Linked DNA regions of Mus musculus: region 1 is linked to region 2. Evidence: chromatin loops called from intact Hi-C (ENCODE). Cell type or tissue: gastrocnemius. All regions are shown on one strand. Each heading gives the region's core, and the rest is flanking DNA. Links, peaks and the distances in the headings are about the cores only. Region 1 overlaps Zbtb16 (zinc finger and BTB domain containing 16). Region 2 holds the start of Zbtb16 (zinc finger and BTB domain containing 16).

Region 1 (5,367 bases), core at 234-5,233, 130 kb after region 2:
TCTCACCTCTGCTCTGTACCGCTGTTTTAAATTGTCCCAGGTCAGCCCCACATTTAGAGGAATAGAAATCTAGACTTCCCTGGAACATTCTCTCTGATCTCACTGGGCGAGTGGTAAGCACCTATAGGTAGTAAAGAGAATTGGTGGCAGCCATCTTGCAGACAAGCAGCCACAGGTCTGGAGGGACAAAGGGGGACTATGTTGCATTCTGGTACCGTTTTCTTATTGTTAGACCACACACACTGAGGAATCCCACTCCAGGAATGCTGGCCGGGGGTAACTGGGAGGAATTTTGAGCCCTCTTTGTCATGTACCTTTGCTTTGTCCATCTGGACTGAATTCACAGCAGCAGGAAGCAGCCTTCCTTCTAAACCAGAGGTTGGGGAAGCATCAGTGTAGTTACGCTCAGCCACGCCCAGGGGCTCTCTGCTGACCTTCCGTGTCTTTGGCACATGTCTGGGAGGTAGTAACATTATGGCCATGTAACATGGTAGTAACACTGGGGACCCAAGGGTGGTTAGGGAAGTTTACTTCCTCTCAGATACCTTGTGGCTTTCTGCCAGTAGAGGGGCTCCATCTGAGGTAAGTCAGCTCATGTGGAGATTAAGCGATAGATATTTAGTAGACTTCGTGTGGCTCTCTCAGTCAAGACTGAGAAGACTAAGGGTGAAGGGTGGAGAAGTTGGAGTGAGAGAGGCCAAGGTTGAAGCTGGGTATAGGGTGTGCGCAAAGCTAAGAGCGTCAGCTACCTACTAGTACAGAACAGGCACTCGGTGAGGAGCCTAGGCACTCGGCCTCCCCTTAATGCACGGCAGGGCTCCCTTATCATGAATGGTAGGCACTTCCTGCTGATCCTTGTAGTACCCCTCAGGCTGCCCTTACTGTCAATGAAAGAACATGTGAACTCCCATCTAACATCTCTGTTTTAGAAAAGGGGTCTCAGGAACCAGCTCAGTTGGCTGAGTGCTTACCAGCAGCATGAATTCCTGGGTTCCATGCCCACCCAACACTGCATACACGGGGCATGGGGGGGTATATGCCTGTATGGAAGCAGATGGACCAGGAGTTCAAAGTCATTTTCAGCTATATATTGAATTTGAGGGCAGCCTGGGGGCATATGAGCCCACCACCACCACCACACACACACACACACACACACACATATACACACATGGGGGGGGGCAGGGACAGCCTAGGAGAGGGGTTCCAAGGGAATATTGAAAATAATACTGACCAGTACGGTGATGCACAGCTTTATCCCACCCAGCACTTGGAAGGCAAAGGCAGATAGATCTCTCCGAGTTCAAGGCCAGCCTGGTCTACATAGCAAGCTCCAGGAAACCTTGACTCAGACACACACACACACACACACACACACACACACACACACACACACACACACACTCACACAGAGAGAGAGACAGAGACAGAGAGACAGAGGAGAGAGACAGAGACAGACAGACAGACAGACAGACAGACACAGGAAGGAAGGAAGGAAGGAAGGAAGGAAGGAAGGAAGGAAGGAAGGAAGGAAGGAAAAAGAAAAAGAAAATAAGACTATAAAGCCACAGGAGCCGGGCAGGGGTGGCGCACGCCTTTAATCCCAGCACTCAGGAGGCAGAGGCAGGCGGATTTCTGAGTTCAAGGCCAGCCTGGTCTACAGAGTGAGTTCCAGGATAGACAGGGCTATACAGAGAAACCCTGTCTCAAAAAACCAAAAAAAAAAAAAAAAAAAAAAAAAGCCACAGGAAGTATCAAAAGTATCAGGCCAAGTGAGGTGGCAGGTGTCACCAGAGAGCTAACAGAACAGACGAGCAATCTGGAGGAAAGCAACAGAGACTGTGGGGAGAGAAGACTCCGCTGATGACTTGACAAACTGCCTCAGCAGACCAGTTTTACAGATAAGAAAATGGAGGCCTCGAACTAGGTACCGAGCAGGAAGTGTAGAGCTGAAACCTGACCCAGCTCCAAGTTCAGTGCCCTTCTATAGCTCCTCAGCAACCGGTGCCATGCTCCTGGGTCTGTGAACCTGTGGCCTGAGCAGGTCAGGGAGAGCCTGTGCTGCCGCTGTTTCTCTCGTGGCCCTGTCCTGGCCATCCTCGTGACCCACTTAACTTAAGAATTCCCAGTGCTCTGATGCCCACAGCTTCATGTCAGGATAGGATACAATTTCCCTGATTCAGGTTGGCCTGGGCATTCCCTGACCACGGGCTCCACATGAGGAGGGATCAGCCAACACAGGATAGATACCACACAGGGTAGGAGGTACAGTGTCTGGAAGATTATTATCGAGCCCCTGAACGTAGTAGAAGCTGGCTGTCGTTCCAGTGCAAGCTGAGCAGATGGTCCCATCACCTCTCCCCCTTCCGACTCCACTTAGCCTGGATTTCTTCTTTTCCTGGTGTGCATGATGCCCTCTTCCCCCCAGATCTCCATGGGCTCAGGCTGCCGCTTCAGGGAGACCATCCTTAAGGCGGGGGCTGGGCTCGGGCTTTGTTGTCACATCCTGGCTTTCTGTTTGGGTACAGCAAAGACTTTGAGGAGGATAAACAGAGATCATTTTACACCTTTTATATTATGACAGATACATACTGCAAAACACTGCTGCTTCCAAAATGTTTGGGTTGCAGGAATTAACCGCTAGGCAGTTCCCAGGAGGCTCATACTTCATTTACACATCAGAAGTTTTTTTTTTCCGTTTTTTTCTTTTTTTACCCTTTTCAGTCAAACCAGAGTGAGAAGACACGTGCATGTGTGTGCACAGTCATATGCACAGCCAAGGCATCTCCTGGGTTCAGTAGCAGGAGCGTCTTAATTTAGTAAGTAGTTCTTTAAGTCCAGATAAACTGATAAATACCATTAATGGCTTAATTTATACTCTGGGTTTGAAATTTGACACTCGGACACTATCTTGGCTCGGGAAACAGAAGTGGTCTTGTGCCCGAGGTTTTAATGACCGATCAGTAATATAAATTGCTACATCACTGAGCAGAAATAGCCTCTCCTTGTCATTTGATCTGGAAACTTCTCCGGCCAGGCAGCAGTTAATAAATTTAAAAATAATTACCCTCTTTATTCAAAGTCAAACTAATTAGGAGTGGTTTTTTTTTACAAATCATAATGTTGTTCAAGTCACTGTATGTTCCCTCTGGAGACTTGAACAGGCCTAGGGACAACAGACTGTACTGGATGGCGGTAATGAGAGAGCAGGAGTGTCCTGGCTGCTGGGCTCAAGGGGGAGTGGCCGGGGCAGTCTTTATCATGTCCCAGGGAGAAGGCAGGCACTCGCAGGGAGGAGGCTGGGAAGATTCACGTGTAGGAACCTTCAATTCCGGCGTCCATACAGAAATCTGAGCTACTGTGGTGTGAATATGGGGGAGTTAGGGTCAAGGCTGGTCTGTATGGGAACCAGGCTGAGAGACAAGAGTCAAGGAGCAGAAGGAGTGGGCATACCGGTGCATGACCGTTACAGGAGACTCAACACACTAAAGGCAGATGGATGGGTGGAATGACATCTGAAAAAAAAATTGCTTCTTTGCCAAGTGTGGGTCCTAGTGGTTTAGCTTTATGTCATACACTATAGAGAGAAGTTGCGCGCGCAGCCTTAAGTCTTAGGTGTAGAGTATGGGGTACCACGGCATGGTGGTCCAGGACTTGGTCTCTAGTGTCACACAATAGCTTTGTCCTTTATAAAGTTTATCATCTTGGTTGGATTATTCATCTTCTTTAAATCACATTTTGCTCAGCCACGGTATCAGGACCATGTGATGCTTGGTTTGTTTGGGGTACCACGGAAGCGCTCAGCATGGACCTTGCATAGAGCATGCATTCAGGAAATGGTGGTTATTGTTACTGCATCATCCAAGTCTTATTAGAGATGAAGAGCCTCATCCCCTTACTAGGTAGGTGGTAAGAGGAAGGGCCGTGCCCGTAGTGATGATGATAGGGGAACTAACTGTTCCCCTATCATCCAGCTGCTTTTTCAAATTGGAGGTGTAGGAACTTCTGGGATCGTACCTATGCCCTCCAGCCAAGAGATCGTCTCCTGTGTGTCTGCCATGAGGAAATAGTAGAACCTTCTAGTCTCCTTTGCCCTAAAACCAGGAAACATCCTTTGAGCAAGTGTCCTCCAGTGCCCACTCTTTAAGTGTGCTTGAGAGGAGTAAGGGCATCATCCTACCCCTTCCTCAAAATGGAAGAGAGAAAGAGGCAGGCAAATGATGAGTAAGGCCATTTCTGGGATTCGCCTCCCCCTAATATAGGGAGCTAGGTTCAACTAAACCATGAACTTGCCCCGGAGAAGTCTTTAAGTCTCTCCTCCTGCTATAACCTTGCTCCAGAAGATCTCCAAGTTAACAGTCTCATTTTCTGTCAATCAGAAGAGGTTGTCCAGCTGGGTTGTCCATCATTCCTTTGTTCGCTTGCTCTCTGAGTTTTAGAGCATTATACCCAGGGAATAGCAGGTGCTTTGTGGCTATAACTCATAATGGTGACTAAAATTTGGTTCCTACCTTCCTGATGAAGGCCATAGTGCTGGAAAGACACGAGCAAGGAAGCTGAGCTTGGCCTTAGGTATGGATACTTGAAGAGATGGCCTTGACAGCTCTAGCTGTGTTAACTCCTCATGACTAAGGTAGATATTATTTCTCTCTCATCTTTGGTGGAGAACACTGAGATCTTGGGGGTTAGGGAACACCAGTCCAAGACAGACCTCTAATGAGTGGTGTCTTGTGGTTCTGTGTCCCAGAATCCCTTCTTTAAGTGGTGTCCTCTTCCTGTGGGGCCTGGCATTGAATCTAACCAGAGGCTTAAAGCCCATGCTTGGAAAAGGTACCCAGTTAAGAACCCTCCGCTCAAAAAGATCAAACTAGAATTAGGTCGGACTTGTATGACATTTCATTTTCAGCTCAAGCTTCTGCTCTTCTCCCAACCCCCACCCCTGACTCCAAAATACAGACTTTCTTTGACTGGCCTAGAAAACAAAATGTTTAGTTTCTATATTGCCATGTGACAGGGGAAGCCACTTAAACAAACTCAAGTGCTTAGATGCTACTTTTCATGGACCTAAAACTGGCTTCAAGCAGGTCTCTCAAGCCAGAAGCCGTGGACACACCCGGCAGTGGAGGCTTTGCTGTGGACTCTGCCTTTCCCTTTCAACAGGGAGTGGGCGTTGATGGACACTCACTCAAAGGACCCTTCCTGCTTTAGGGGAAAAGCAGACTAGAAGGTTCTATCACTTTTCTCATTGTTATGTCCAAAAGAATCCCTAACAAGAAGGACCTTCATGGCAGGGTTCTGACTCACAGTTTGAGGGCTGACAGTCCTTGGCGGTGGAGAAAGCATGGCAGCAGGTAGCTCTCTGGGAAC
Region 2 (5,367 bases), core at 290-5,289:
CTTCCTTCCTTCCTTCCTTCCTTCCTTCCTTTCTTTCTATTTATTTATTATATGTACGTACTCTGTAGCTGTCTTCAGACACACCAGAAGAGGGCATCAGATTTCGTTATGGATGGTTGTGAGCCACCATGTGGTTGCTGGGATTTGAACTCAGGACCTTCGGAAGAACAGCCAGGGCTCTTAAGCGCTGAGCCATCTCTCCAGCCCGAGCCTCAGGTTTCTTTCCTCCCCAAATGGTCACGAAACACCAACAGGGTGGTTAGAAGGACTAACTAAAACAAGAGAGGTAACGTGTTAAGCTTTTCAAGGAATGCTCTGAATGAATTATTACCCCCACCACCTCCTTCTTACATGTTTCTCTCAGACTGGATATACTTTTCCACTAGCCGAGCTTGGAGAGGCTCCATGGCTGGGAGGTATGCAGGAAAACAGGAGGTGAAGGAATGGGGAGATTTGTGGTGGAGGTCTGCCCAATGGTTAGCTCACCTCTGTCTCTGCTTCTAGCATGACTAAGACTGAGGCCTCTTGCATTTTGTCAGAAAACCTTAAACCAAGGTCCTATGTTTTGTTTTTGAGAGAAGGTCTCTCTCACTTGGATACCTGGGGCTGGCCTGTAACTCACAGTGTGACTGGTCTTTGTCTCCATAGTGTTGGGATAAAAGGAAAGCAGTGTCGTGGCCAGTGGACTTTCGCCTTTTTAGGAGTTGATTTTTCCAGTTTCCCTACTACATCTTTTAGAAACAAAACAAAACAAAACAAAACAGTCCAAAAAACCCAAAGGTGGGGGAGGGGGCAGGGAGATTGTCTTTTGATTTTTCAACTCTGCTTGGATTTAGGCCTTACCATATGAAATCTCTCAACTGGGGACTCTCATTGCTTCCCAGGATCCAAGGACACAGCTCTGGCTATAAATGGTGCTGGTTTGGGAGTGGGGGCTGCTGCTGCTTTATCTGGGCCCAATAAACCTTATCAAACTGCTGTTCGGCCAGCCTTCATCGCTAAGTGGAAATGCTCTGGAGCCCAATGCTGGCACCCAGCCCACAGCCTCGCCTGCCTTCTCCCTTTCTGTTACCTTCCCCACCTCTTAAATCTAGGCATTACTCTCTCTTTAACACTTCCTAACAAGGGCTGGGCTCTTTAATGGGCAGAGTTTATGAAGCAAGGGAGATTTTCACATAGAGTGAGTATGGCTGGGGTTGGGGGGGAGGCCAGGGCCAGGCAAGGAATTGTTCTTTCGTTTCCATTGTGTCTACGGATTCTCTTTCTCTGATTTGAGGATTAATGGTAGAATAGGATCAGAGGTTAATCGTGTGCCTCTCCGGTGACTGCTGGAGAGAGGGTGGTAGGTGGATGTGGACCCTAGATAGCAAGCCTTCTTTAGACAGGAACTCAACAAGCTCAATGCTCCATTCCCATGGCCAGGCATTCACGGCAGGGGGGTGTGTGTTTTTCCTGTTCCCTTCTGCTCATCCACTCTTGCTTTCTTTATAGATGGCAGTTCCTTCTTAACGTCCTCAAATCCCCTACTTCTTACAGAGGGTTCGCCTTAACTTGAAAGAATCAGGTAGCCTTTACACAAGGTGTTTTTTGTTGTATACCAACTGACTGGGGTAGGGGGGTTTCGCCTTGTCTCACCCACATGACACTGCCTATGAGAGGGTAACTCAATTGTAGTTTTCTTCCTTTGCTTCCCAGTGCTCGGTTCTGCGGACTTCTCTCTCCCACTGCTAATCTGAGACCTGGGAGTGTCAATTGTTAGGATGCCTTGTTATTATAAATGACCACCACGTTAGCAGACCCCCGTGCAGATCTTGTGTAAGCTCTGCCACCTGGTCTTCGTGGGTTTTTTTGTCTCCATTCACCGCCCACTTTCCTTCTCCTTTAGCTCCTGGGGAATCAAGATACGATTCTGTGGGTCCTGTGGGAGATCCGCGGTAAGCCAAGAACACAGCACCCCTAAACTGAAGCCTGGAACTAATACCTTAGGACTGGAGGGTGGGGCTGTGTGGGTGACTTTTCTGAGACCCCTGGGTGGCGCTCTCCACCACACCCCCAATAACACTGCGCTGGGGCTTTGGCCGGAGGCCAGTGCTCAGAAAAGAACCCTCCAACCTCAATTCCCTGCCTAGCTTCGTGTGCAAAGGAGGAGACGGTGCTTTCCGCGGGTAGAAGGAATATTTTTTTTCCTTTGGTCTTTCTACCCTACGGTTTGTCATCTCAAGTACGCCCTTTAAAATGGTCCAGCCGCTGAGGGAAGAAAGTACTCTGGAGCGGCCCAGCGCTCTTCCAAGCTTCCAGTAGCTCCTGAAGGCAGAGCTGAGTTAGGCGCAGAATCTTCAGAACTTTCCATCCAGGTTCCTGGGGCCGGGGAAGATGGGGGGGGGCGTGCGGGCGGGGAGGATGCCCGAGATTAGGAGTGAGAAAGTATTACTACTCAGGCCTTCGCATCTCAGTGTGCAACAATCTAGATAGCAAAATCGAGGTGCTGCCTCCTACCAGATTTCTACTGGCCCCTTTAGATTTATCTGGCCAAATCCGGCGAACTCCTGTGGTCAGGCATCAGAGGCCTGGTTTGGGACTTGGGAAACGACCCATTTAAAGCTAGGGTAAGGGAGGATGCGATCCGAATCCTGAGAAAAAGTGAAAAGCTAGAAGCCACACACTGAACTGGTGCAAATAATAAAAAACGGGACAAAACTGCGCTCTTGAGTACTGGAGTTGGGGGAGTTAGGGGCGCGGGATACACCGCATGCCCAGTGGAAATGAAAAAACCTGGGGCTAAAGTGGGAACCGCTTCTCCCACTCATCCTTCTGACCCCTTGGGGACTGCCAGGTCCTCTGCGGCTCCTCTTCCTTTGCAACCTTTTGCCCTCTCCACCTAGCCAACGAGCAGCAGCCGCTGCCGCCGGGGCAGCAGCTAGATGTCAGGAGAAGCCCGGAGCGCCGAGCGCTGGGAAGGGAGGGGAGCGCCCGGGAAGGGAGGGCAGGGCTGGGAGAGCGCACGGGCTCTGCCAGGGCGGGGGTGGGGCGGGGTGGGCGGGCCAGGACCGGCCAGGGGGAGGGGAGGGGGCAGCTGTGGGCAGGGAGCCGGGCTCGGCCGCCAGCACTAAAGATGGAGAGGCGCCGGGGCCTCGCAGGGGAGGGGGCTCGGCGTTGACGTGGGACGCGGCGGAGGCGCCGCAGCCGGTGGTGATTTGCTAACCTAGCGGCAGAGAGGAGTTAAGGGTGACGAGAGCGGGTACTGCGAACTGCCGGGCGATGCCGCCGCTGCCGCCGTGAGATCCGGAGCAACAGTTCCCCAGCAACACCCCTTCCCCGATCCAGGCACACCCCTAACCCCCCAGGCACGCACACCCACCCCAAGCTCCAGGCTCCGTAAGCGGTAAGTGTATGTGTGTAGGAAACCCGGGAAGGACTCGCACCGCCCAGCGACCGCCTCCCGCCAGGGCGCCCTGGGGCGGGAGAGGTTTAGGCGGGTGGTGCTAGCTTTGGCCACTCGGCCGCTGGGCTCGTGCGGGGTTCTCTGGTTGCTGCTGCAGCAGCGATCGCCAGTGCCCGTTGGGGGTCAGCTAGAAAGCGGCGCTGAGGCTGTCAGCTTGGGCACAGCTGCCTCACCAACCTTTCTTCTCCGGGCACGGTCCGGTCCGGGTGAGAGGTGGCAGGCCGGGAGGTCTGCCAGGGCTGCGGGCGCGTGTAGTCGGGGACTGGGTGTCTTTGTACAGGCAAGGGCTGGCGGAGGAGCAGAGAGCCTGTGGGTGCTCATATGTATGCGGACCGGTGCGCTTGGCGTGAGATAGGATTGTGTCTTATTTATTTGTGTTTATTCGCTGGCGAGCTGGGGAGCTAGACCCGGAGGAAGCAAGGAGTGAACCTGGGGGTCGGGTGGGAGGGGACTGGTATCCGATCGGGTTTTGTTTTCTTTAGAGAAAACGTGGTGGGATTTTTTTCTTCTTTTTTTGATTGGACTTGATGCCCTCTTTTAAGGAGAGAGGGACGCTTCGGAGAGACTCTGGCGCTCCGAGTCCTCCTCGGCTCTCGGTGGGAACGGCCGGTGGAGCGGGAGCTCGCTGTGCGCTCCCGGCCGCGCACGGTGGGTTCCCGGCTCTGCACCTGATGCATTCGGGATGTCTTTCCCACCCTGGCGCGCTGCAAGCTTGCCCAGCCCCTCGCACGCTCCCGCACGCGCTCGAAATGCGCACGATCCTGCCAGCCTGCGGACCCCACCGGAATGCACAGGAGCGCACCGCTGCAACCAGCTCGCCTCCTCCCCGCCACGCTCCCAGCGTGTTTGACTCGGGCACGCCGGCAGCTGGTGCGGGAGGCCGGGGACCCTGCTGGTGACTTCCCGGGGATCGTGATCTTGGGTGGAAGGTGGAGGACCCAGAGATCTCTTCTCATTTGGCCTCCCACCACTCGCCTCCAGGCTTTTGTGCATCCTTTTCTCCCCTGGGGGGGTTGCGCTGCCGGGCCGGCCTAGCAGCGGCGTCCAGCCCGCTCGGACCTTCTCCTTTCCCCAGGCTCTTTCGCTTTCCCCCTTTCTTAGTTCTGTTCCCTTTCTTCCAGGCACCTGACTCCTGGGGAAAAGTTGCTTTCCCAAGTTTGCCAAAGTCCTATGCAAGTCTCGGCGGGGGTCTCTGGGAACAAGGGGTGTGTTGCACCATCGATCCTCGGAGCTCTGGCGGGTTAGCGCTGGCTTTGCCCAGAATCGGCTGATCGCTGCACCTAGGGACGGTCGGATCGCGGGTGCGGAGCCGCCGGTTAGGGATAGGGCACCTTGATTTCCCTCAAGGCCCAAAAGGTTCCTTTGAGCAGCGAACCTTCTTTATTTTGGCTTCTCCCCCTTAGTTCTCCAAATCTCTGATCTCTCTCCCGAAAGCACACCGTGCTCATGAAGCTTTTGAGGAATGGATATCTCACCGTTCTTGATGATGCCCTCCGTTTCCACTTTAGGGTGGGCAATAAGAGTGGCCAGCCACTATTGTTAACTCTTTCCGCATGAGTTTTGCACCTAAGAGTCTTTAAGACTCCTGTCGAGGGTGAAGGCAAGCTCTGCGAAGAGTGGCTGAGAGCCTAGCTCTCTCCACCCTCTTCCCCAGGCTGTGGGAAATGTTGGCTACAGAGAGACAGAGGTTGGGACCTTATCCCGTTAGGTCTTTCTGCCTATGTCCCAATGGCTGTTCAAAGTTGGGAGCCTCTCAGTCATCCAGAACACTTTCTGGGAGAGGCCTTTGTGTTCCAGCCCTGTCTTCCCTTCTTTTGGGCTTAATTCACCCCAGAGATGCTGGTGCCAATGTCACTTAGAGAACCATATTCAATGTCAGTTTTTCTCTTTGTCGCTGGGCTTGCCAACACCTGGGAGGCATCCAG

Evidence for each region. Peaks named below come from ENCODE experiments on the same cell type or tissue, not always from the same donor. Only the 100,000 strongest peaks of a DNase experiment are listed, where the experiment ranks them.
Region 1: it touches region 2 in a loop (9-fold over the local background); 8 of 42 quality-filtered maps call a loop at or near these places.

Annotation. Positions count from the first base shown.
Region 1 is chr9:48,708,498-48,713,864 of GRCm38, reverse strand. The region is part of intron 4 of Zbtb16 (zinc finger and BTB domain containing 16); the gene reads left to right. Among named protein-coding and RNA genes, the nearest start is that of Gm32280, 41 kb to the right of the region's middle. In gastrocnemius, for the core only: no CTCF peak of the experiment used is centred there; DNase peaks (open chromatin) are centred at 2,375 and 3,244; H3K4me3 peaks cover 2,479 bases; H3K27ac peaks cover 5,000 bases.
Region 2 is chr9:48,834,069-48,839,435 of GRCm38, reverse strand. It overlaps Zbtb16 (zinc finger and BTB domain containing 16), which reads left to right and starts at 3,211. Exons shown (of 7, transcript NM_001364543.1): 1 at 3,211-3,382. In gastrocnemius, for the core only: CTCF peaks have their summits at 2,036, 2,914 and 3,419; DNase peaks (open chromatin) are centred at 3,090, 3,568, 4,246, 4,612 and 2 more places; H3K4me3 peaks cover 3,515 bases; H3K27ac peaks cover 4,065 bases.